3 separate regions of the Homo sapiens genome follow, and regions 1 and 3 are each linked to region 2. The links are chromatin contacts, found by Hi-C or POLR2A ChIA-PET in ENCODE. All regions are on one chromosome and are shown on one strand. Each heading gives the region's core, a stretch centred on a gene start or an enhancer-like site at or near the end of the contact. The rest is flanking DNA. Distances are from core to core; before and after follow the strand shown. Region 1 holds the start of H2BW2 (H2B.W histone 2). Region 2 holds the start of TMSB15B-AS1 (TMSB15B antisense RNA 1). Region 3 holds the start of H2BW1 (H2B.W histone 1).

Region 1 (3,154 bases), core at 548-3,047, 120 kb after region 2:
TTTTTAATTGGTCACTATCATTTTATTAAACTTGTGGACAAATGTAAACCTAAAAGAGCCAGTCTTTCCAGATGGATCCCAGTGACTGAGCCTAAATCTAAACTAGAGCCAAGCAAGCTGCCACGTGCAGACTAGAGCTCACACATGTACTAGGAATTCCCCAAAAGCCCATACCTCTATCTAACTCTGCAACTTTCAGAGGTCACCTGAACCAACCAGCCAGAGCTCACCTGCCCCTGCCAATCAGGGCTCAGTCGTGTTGACCAATCAGAGATCAACTGAGTCAACCAATCAGAACTAATTTTGAATCCTTTATTTGCATGAATGGACTGTACTGAGAACCTCGATGGGAACTTTCTCTATAAAAGCCATATCCTCTTTTAGTTCTCTGGAACTTCGCCTTTGTTTTACACTGAAGTCTGCCCCTCCCTGGTGTGCAAGCTGTTCACAGGAATAGTCTCTTTCCTCCAAATTCCTTTTCAGAGAACTTGCCTTCATAATATGATGCCAGAGGTAGGAGACATGCTTACTCACAGCTTTGGATTCAAATCTTTAATTCACCACAATTACAATAAAACGAAAAATCAAACAAAGAAATAAAAAGTGGACAAAAACCTCAAACTAATTTTCTCCTCAATTTACAAGGCTGAACAGCTAGGAGGGCATTTATTGGTTCAGGACTGGTCACCTGCTCACATTCTGAGCCAGTGGCTCAGGCCCAGGGCTGAAGACACTTCATTAGTTGAGCCAGTGGAGAGTGGGGTTTGGGTGCTCTCATTGGATACTTCCATCGTAAGTGATGCATACTCACAGGACATTAAGCTTTGCATTAAAAAAGATTGTAGACTGGGAAACAATAGAATTAGACAAATGTGAATGAGTTAGAGTCCTTACTTTATTTTCTCGGAAGCTTGAAAGGGGTGCTGTTCATTGAATTTTTGATTTAGCTATTTCTGCACTGTGGGTTTTTGTTATGTATTTAAATGAATTGTATAATAGAGGTAATGTTGAAAAAAGATTATATGAGGTCTGCTTGTTCCATTAGTAATGTTTGCCCCGTTTGATGCTTCTAAATTGTTATTTACAGCAGTAAACTGTTTCCCTTTGTGTGTGTGTGTGTGTGTGTGTGTGTGTGTGTAATGTGATTTAATTTATAATATTTCAGGTATGAGTTTTGTAACCAAGTTTATAAATGTTCTCAGATTTTTGTAGTGTGCATCCTTCAATGGGTATCAACATCATGTTTTATTTTCTTGAAATAAGTTTTCTCTGCCAGGCACAATAGCTCATGCCTGTAATCCCAGCAGCTTGGGAGGCCAAGGCAGGAGAATCACTGGAGTCCAGGAGTTGGGACCAGCCTGAGGAAACATAAAGAAACCATGTTTCTCACACACACACACATACACACACACAAAATACAAAACTTAGCCAGGTGTGGTGGTACGCGCCTCTACTCCCAGCTACTTGGGAGGCTGAAGAGGGAGCATCACTTGAAACCAGGAGGCAGGGGTTGCAGTGAGCTGAGACCGCACCACTGCACTGCAGGTGTGCCACAGAGCAAGACTCTGTGTACCTTTGTCTGAGGTAGGCAACCCGGCCACTTAGGCGGGCAGACGCCCTCTGTGATTGGCTGACATGATTCCAAGCAACAGGATCATCCGATCACCTTCAATGGAGGGAAGATTGCTGAGAGGCGCCCTTGGTGACACTTCATCCAATCAGATGTCGAGTTGGAATGTGACGTAGAGCCATGCGACCATACCAAAGTGCCCCCCACTTCCCTGGTCCCCAACCGTCACTCTCTGTTCTTGCTATCTAATGGCCGCTGCTTCCGCCATGGCTGAGGCTTCCTCTGAGACAACCTCGGAGGAAGGCCAGAGCATCCAGGAGCCCAAAGAGGCCAACTCCACGAAGGCCCAGAAGCAGAAGAGGCGAGGGTGCCGAGGCTCCCGCAGGCGCCACGCCAACCGCCGTGGGGACAGCTTCGGGGACAGCTTCACCCCCTATTTCCCCCGGGTGCTGAAGCAGGTTCACCAGGGCCTCAGCCTTTCCCAGGAGGCCGTGAGTGTCATGGATTCTATGATCCATGACATATTGGACCGCATCGCCACCGAGGCTGGTCAGCTGGCCCATTACACCAAGCGCGTGACCATCACCTCCCGGGACATCCAGATGGCCGTGCGACTGCTGCTGCCGGGGAAGATGGGCAAGCTCGCCGAGGCCCAGGGCACGAATGCCGCCCTCAGGTACACCAAAAGCAAGTGAGCTGTCTCAGGAGCGCCTGAGCACCTGGGAAACCCAAAGGCTCTATTCAGAACCACCGCCCGTGGCCCTATAGGCCAGTGGCCCGCCAAGGGGGGGACCCCACCGGAGGTTGGTGTGGGTGGCACCGTTCCAGCTTGGGGGGCATGTGCCGTGTGGCCTCCTGCGGTTTTTCAAGCATTTTTCCCACAGTGCAAAACACTGTCAACTCCAATATATCTGTAGTGCAATATGCTCCAAGGAAAAGTAGGGGGTGTTTCCGTAATCGTGTTTCGTGTCCTCAGTTTCCCAAATGGCCGTTTTTCTTAGTTATCTTTCTAGGTTATCTTTATGATGATGTTATCAATGTACTGATGTTTACCTTTTTCACTCTCATTCTCCTACGACTGGATGGTGGGATTTTCCAGAACTTCATTATGTGCGATATGGCAACAGAGAAAGTGAATATGCTGATACAAGAAGCAAGGTAACCCTCCTAAATGTGTTCAGCATCTCTCTCATCATGAATCCATGTAAATAAGCAAACGAGGCCCAGTTACAGTATATATATGGCTAAATAAAATTTTCAAGAATCCATTCGTTTTCCAGCTTCCCCGACTCTGAGACCACTATTGTAATTCATTCTCTTTTTGTACTGACAGTAATTTTTTCATTTCTTTTTGAACAGAAACCTTCCTTACTTCCAGGTGTGTGTCAGTAGGATTACGGAGTGTCCACGGAAACAGCTCATGCCCTAGTGTACAGTGGTACAGCCAATGAGTGACCTGCAGTCTATGAGCAACAGTCATTGACCCAATGTGGGGGGAGTGACCCAAGCTGAACCCACAGCAGCCTTCCTGTTATATTCAACCTGGTGTTTAAAGGAACGGCAGTGTGATTCTTTACCTGATGT
Region 2 (2,926 bases), core at 294-2,793:
GAACCCATTAATCTCATGACCTCAGGTCTCAATCACACACCCCTTTGTCAAAGTTTACCCCCGTTATTTCTCAGATTCTTACATGAGCTCGGAAACTAGCGTTCCCCTGTATTTTACTTGCAGCCTCTCAACAGGTGCCTGCCTTGAGAAAATTAGCCTCTGGGGTAGAGTCGACTTTTGTCCACTGGGGGTCGCAGATCCCAGTCCTCAGGGCCTCAAGACTGTGCCGCGAAGGAAGGAAAGGAAGGGTTGGGAGCAGCCTCTTCTGAAAACCTGATACCTCCCCTCCACCGCCTCCTCTGTCGCCAGGCGGAAAATTCCCTCTCCCATCTTCTGAACACAAGCCAAAGTGCCTCCTGCACTCCCGCCCCCCGTACATTTCCTGCGGGAAACCGTCGGCCTACCAGCTCTGCAATCAGCCGCACAGAATTCAAATTCGGATTCGGCTTTGATGACCTGCCGGAGAGAAAGGGACTAGAAGTTGGATGACCTCCCACCCCCATATTCCTTCCCAGGAAGAGATGAGGAGATGCAAAAGGGGTTCAAGACAGCTTGCGATCGTCTTCTCCCGCCCCTTGCCACCTCCCCGAACACCCGCCCCCGACGCCCGACAACACCCCCGCCCACTTCAATCCAGGCAAATCATAAATCCTACCCAGTCGGCAGCATCCAGATGAGCCACAACTCCTTTCTCAGCGCAACCAGGCCATGGGAGTGCTCCATCCCCTGCCTCGCAGTTACTGATTCTCCAAGCCGGGCGCCGCCCAGTCCTGGTGGGGCTTCCCCCACCCCTCTCCGCGCCGGGAAATCGCGCGCTCTTTCTTTACCTGCGCTCCACTGGTGGGCAGCGTATGCTCCCGCGTCGACAGCTCTGTTTCGCCTTCCGGTCCCCATAGCTCTGCAGGGGAACAGGATCGCTGGCGCCTCCTGGGCCGCTAAGCGACCCCGGGGCTGCCCGGCTTAGCGAGTGCTTCGCAGAGAGGTAGCCGAGTCGAGGCAGCGCGGTTCCCAAGGAAGTCACGGCTGCGGCCACCCTCCAGTTCGGACCTCCGGGCAGCCGCGGTTGCTTTCAGTCTCTGCCCATTGAGACAAAAGAGCGTGACAAGCCGCGCGACGCGGCCAATCAGCGGGGCGAGGAGGCGGCCTACCCAAGCAGCCTCTGGCCCTGAAGCTACTGCTAGCAAGACTCGGGAGCTGGCTGGCGGGGGCTGAGGCCGACAGGCACGGGAGCCGGCGCGGCGTCAAGTGGAGCTCGGACGCACGGACCAGGCCCATTTCCCTTTCATCTGTGAGTTTGCTGCTACCCCGTCGCTTCCCTTCTCCCCATCCCCTTCCGCCTCGGCTCTGCTCCGGGCTTTGAGACCGGATGCCTGAAACACGAGGTGGGACAGAAACCAAGTGAACAATGAGAGTTCCTTACCTTTGTATAGGGGGAAGGGGGGAAACAGCATTTACTGAGTGCTTTCTGTGTGCGGATGCGCCTGTCTCCTTTCTTCTCAGCAGCCCTGTGAAGGAGGTAGCAGTGTGCCCACTTAACAGGAAAGGACTGAAACACCCAGGCGGTACAGTTAGGAAGTGCAGAGCTAAGAGCTCACTCCCAAGTCAACATATCTGACTTCAAAGGCTACCCCTTGCCAACACTCCTCTATTCTGTTAGATTAAGGGATAGCGGAGAAAAACCAAAGCCAGGATGGGAGGACCAACTTGGGACTGCATAGAATTAGTGAGCAAGAACTGTTATCTCCATTTCACAGATGAAGAAACTGAGCCAAAGACAGAGAGGTTAAGCGTCTTGCACTGTATCCCGCAGCAAAGAAGTTACAGCATCCAACTTAGCACCTGTATGTTGCTCTCTAGATGCTAATTGTTTGCCCTGCAGCATTGTCTGAAGAGCACTTTTGCACAGGTAGTCTCAAACCATCTCAACAGCAGTCTCAATGTGATGATAGTGCTGAGGGAGGGGGTGAGGAGGTAGTAGGGAGAGGGCTGAGGGAAGATGAAGGCAACCTTTATGGTGCCCATTGTACAGAAGAGGAAACTCTTCTTGGCACTCTTCTTTCCTTCGTTTTTTTAAAAATACTTTTTTTTATACTACAAAAAGCTGCCCTTTTTATAAAAGCAACATAATTTCGACAGCCCTTTGTGACGCCAAGGGAGGCAAGGCTCAGAGAGGTAAAATGATTTGTCTGAAATTACAAGGTGAAGCCAAAATTTGGACCGAATCTCTGAATCCAGAACTCATACTATTAACTAAAGTGAGTAAAAAGTGGGCTGCCTCAGAATCATTTTGGAGAGCTTGTTATAAATGCAGATTCCTGGGCCTTACCCCTGGGGGATTTTGATGTACTAGGACTACAGGTAAAGAGTGTGATTTGTAGTTTTAAACAGCCCCATAGTTGATTCTGAGGTGTAGAGAGATTCGTGAACCACTGTTCTAAACACCACCACGTGATGCTGAAGGTTATAAGTAAATGGGCCTGTCATCAGTGTATTTGTCCATGGCATATCTGTTATGAAATGTAACTCCAGAGCACAGGTTCCTACCCGCGGTCCTTCCTGGAACTGTATGCAAAGAATCTGGACTCCGTACATTCTTCTGAGTCCACAGCTTTGCAGATTTTCAAATGGGTCTGTCATAATGTCTTCCTTCTTCAAGCCATGCTTGATGAAGAAGTGTGAGAAATCAAACCCCATTTAACCTAACCCCCAAACCACAGCTCTCTGTTGCTGATATGGCTCTTTCATTTCCTGGCTCAAGGACAGGTTGCTAGGTTGCCCTTCTGTGAGCTCTTCAGGGGACTTCTCCTTTGCTGGATTTGGCATCACTGGCCCCAGAGAAGGAGCAACTCCATGGAAACAGCATGCAGGGCTGTCCAAAGTGAATGGCCATGAAGGCAGTGGCTGGAAAACCTGCTCCATTTTTCCC
Region 3 (3,024 bases), core at 281-2,780, 94 kb after region 2:
TGATGCTAGGGGCAAGGAACATATACTACTCCTAGCACTGGATTCATATCCTTAAATGACCATGATTACAAACACTGAAAACAAAAACATCAGGTAAAGAATCACAACCCTGTCCCCCCAAACACCAGACTGCATATCAGTGCAAGGCTGTTGTGGGTTCAGCCTGGTTCACTGCCCCCACACTGGGACAATGACTGTTGCTCATAGACTGCAAGTCACTCATTGGCTACACCACTGAACACTAGGGCATGAGCCATTTCTGTGGACACTCCCTAAGCCTACTGACACAAACCTGGAAGTAACGAAGGTTTCTGTTTAAAAAGAAACGAAAAGATTATCGTCATGGCAAAAAAAGAATGAACTGCAATAGTGATCTCAGAGTCGAGGAAGCTGGAAAATGAACGGATTCTTGAAAATTTTATTTAGCTGTATGTACACTGTAACTTGGCCTCATTTGCTTATTTACATGGATTCGTGATGGGAGCGGTGTTGAAAACATTTAGGAGGGTTACCTTGCTTCTTGTATCAGCGTATTCACTTTCTCTGTTGCTGTATGGCATACAGTGAAGTTCTGGAAAATTCCACCATCCAGTCACAGGAGAATGAGACAGAAAAAGGTAAAGATCAGTGCAGTAATAATATCACCATATAGATAGCCTAGAAACATAACTAACAAAAATGACCGTTTACGAAACTGAGGAAATGAAACACGATCACGGAAACACCCACTATTTTTCCTTGGAGCAAACTGCACTACAGATATATTGGAGCTGACAATGTTTAGTACTGAGGGGAAAATGCTTGAAACATTGCAGGATGCCACACGCCACATGCCCCCCAAGTCGGAAGGGCACCACCCACCCCAGCCTCCGGTGGTGTCCCCCTTGGCGAGCCACTGGTCTTTCAGGCCACATTCAGTGGCTCTGAAAAGACCCTTTGGGTTCCCGTGGTGCTCGGGTGCTCCTGAGGGAGCGCACTTGCTCCTGGTGTACCTGAGGACAGCCTTCGTGCCTTCGGACTCGGCGAGCTTGCCCATCTGCCCCGGCAGCAGCAGGCGCACAGCCATCCGGGTCTCCCAGGCAGTGATGGTCTGGCGCTTGGTGGAGCGGGCCAGGTGACCAGCCTCGGTGGCGATGCGGTCCAATATGTCATGAACCAAAGAATCCATGACACTCACGGCCTCCCGGGAAAGGCTGAGGCCCTGGTGAACCTGCTTCAGCACCCGGCGGAAATAGGTGGCGAAGCTGTCCCCGCGGCAGTTGGAGTGGCACCTGCGGGGCCCATGGCGCCCTCGCTTCCTCTGCTTGCTCTGCTTCTGGGACGTAGTGGAGTTGGCCTCTTTGGGCTCCTGGGTGATCAGCTGTTCCTCAGAGGTCGTCTCAGAGGAAGGTCCAGCCATGGCGGAGGCAGTGGCCATTAGATGGCACGACCAGACAATGGCGGTTGTGGACCGGGGAAGCCGGGGCACTTCGGTACGCAGCATGGCTCCACGTCTCGGGCCAGCTTCACGTCTGATTGGATGAAGTGTCACGCAGGGAGCCTCTCAGCAAACCTACCTGCGTTGAAGGTGACTGGATGGTCCCGTTGCGTGGCATCTCGTCAACCAATCACAGTGGGCGTCTGCGGGCCTAAGCGCCCCTTGTGGCCCAGCTCGGAGAAAGTTACACAGATAGATGCCTCACGGGGCAAAAGCGCATCCGCCCTTCTCAGCTGATCCATGCCACACTGTGAGCACTTTGAAGGGTGTCACTGAAAACTCCCAAAGTTTAGCAATTTCAGCTCATGATCCCTGAGGAGAGACAGACCTCCTGAGCCCAAGTCCATTATGCCGGAAGAATGACTGTGGCCACGTGTGGAACAATTGTCACCCATCTCAGAAGCTACTGTTATCCTGGGCTAAGCCACCCTGGCTTGAGCAGGAACTCCCTGACATGGCCGCCTGGGCATCAAAGGACCTAGCGGTCTGGCTCCGGGCTTCAGTACTGATCAACATCTTCCGTGAATCAGGAGAATGAGAAATGGCCATACCCCAGCCTCCAAGCAGACAATAGAAACAGAAAGGCACTTTTATTAAAAACATATGACAACACTCGACATCGACCAGGTTTAAAAAAATAATTAAAAAAAAAAAAAGGAAAGCAAAACAACAACCACAAATCACAACTCAAAAGCTGGAAATGGCTAATAAGTTTAAGAGATATTGGGTTAAAAAATATCGCCTTAAATCTCCTAGGAAGCCCCTGAGGGAGAGAAAGGGATTCCAGAAATGGAAATTATGTTCAAGTTAGAAAGAGAGCTTTCAAGAGTCTCTGATAATATACGCAAAGGCATTCCTTAAATGCATTTAAGTAACATTAAGTTGCAGGAATTGAACAAGAAAGATTCTTAAGAAATGCTGAAGAAATAAAGGTCATCGATGAACTGTCATTTCAAAGGTCAGGCTTTCAAGTGTATTTCCTGTCATGTCTTTAGCAAACAACTTATTCTACTCCTAATAAATTGGTTCACGATTAAGAAGGACAAAAAGGCTCATTTTTGTTGTTAGATAAGATCGTATATGGTAAGCTCTGTGACTGAACTCTAGTACACCATTTCTGAACAGTCCCCTTTACAAATGATGATCTTATAAATCTACTTAAACGTTTAGCAAGACAATCCTTCTCGTAGTTTGGTACAAGGCACAAGAGACCTGTCCACAACAATCTCTGTATTCATATCAGTAAGTCAGCATGATATTTTTCTTAAAAAAAAAAAAGCAAACAAAAAACAGGGAAAGAGCCACATCGTTTTTCTTCACAATCTGCAAGGTTAAACCTCCCAGGGAGGCTCTCACTGGTTCATTTCCGGGTCACCTCCCCACACTTTCAGCCATGGCTTGTGGTGCCTCAAGGGCTGGAAAGCCTTTATTGCCTGAGCCAGTGGTGACTATGGCATGAGCTGCTCTCACAGGATGTTCCCATCATCTACGTGATGCAAAATTGTAATATATAGTCCTTATTTTGTTTCTCTAATTCTTTTTTTTTC

The links. Hi-C counts contacts between places; a loop is a spot of excess contacts on that map. ChIA-PET counts read pairs that join two places held with the same protein, here RNA polymerase II (POLR2A). Pooled maps may share reads with other maps.
Region 1: a pooled map shows a loop between it and region 2 (2.4-fold over the local background). The contact joins the promoter of H2BW2 here to the promoter of TMSB15B-AS1 in region 2. A Hi-C loop is called at or near these places in 2 of 50 pooled maps.
Region 3: a loop to region 2 is called in a map of transverse colon, with 8 times the contacts of the local background. The contact joins the promoter of H2BW1 here to the promoter of TMSB15B-AS1 in region 2. A Hi-C loop is called at or near these places in 12 of 168 maps with a recorded cell type or tissue (ascending aorta, body of pancreas, esophagus muscularis mucosa and 8 more) and 14 of 50 pooled maps. POLR2A ChIA-PET finds 5 or more read pairs at or near these places in 1 of 52 experiments (H1).

Annotation. Positions count from the first base shown.
Region 1 is chrX:104,038,159-104,041,312 of GRCh38, forward strand. It overlaps H2BW2 (H2B.W histone 2), which reads left to right and starts at 1,798. Exons shown (of 4, transcript NM_001388464.1): 1 at 1,798-2,246; 2 at 2,670-2,728; 3 at 2,930-2,948. The coding sequence starts at 1,837. The coding sequence ends at 2,706.
Region 2 is chrX:103,918,005-103,920,930 of GRCh38, forward strand. It overlaps TMSB15B-AS1 (TMSB15B antisense RNA 1), which reads right to left and starts at 1,544. Exons shown (of 5, transcript NR_146557.1): 1 at 1,421-1,544; 2 at 828-1,076; 3 at 405-456; 4 at 83-221. It also overlaps a transcript of TMSB15B not described here. RefSeq lists an enhancer at 1,470-1,559.
Region 3 is chrX:104,012,178-104,015,201 of GRCh38, forward strand. H2BW1 (H2B.W histone 1) reads right to left here and starts at 1,531. Exons shown (of 3, transcript NM_001002916.5): 1 at 993-1,531; 2 at 513-571. The coding sequence starts at 1,399. The coding sequence ends at 535.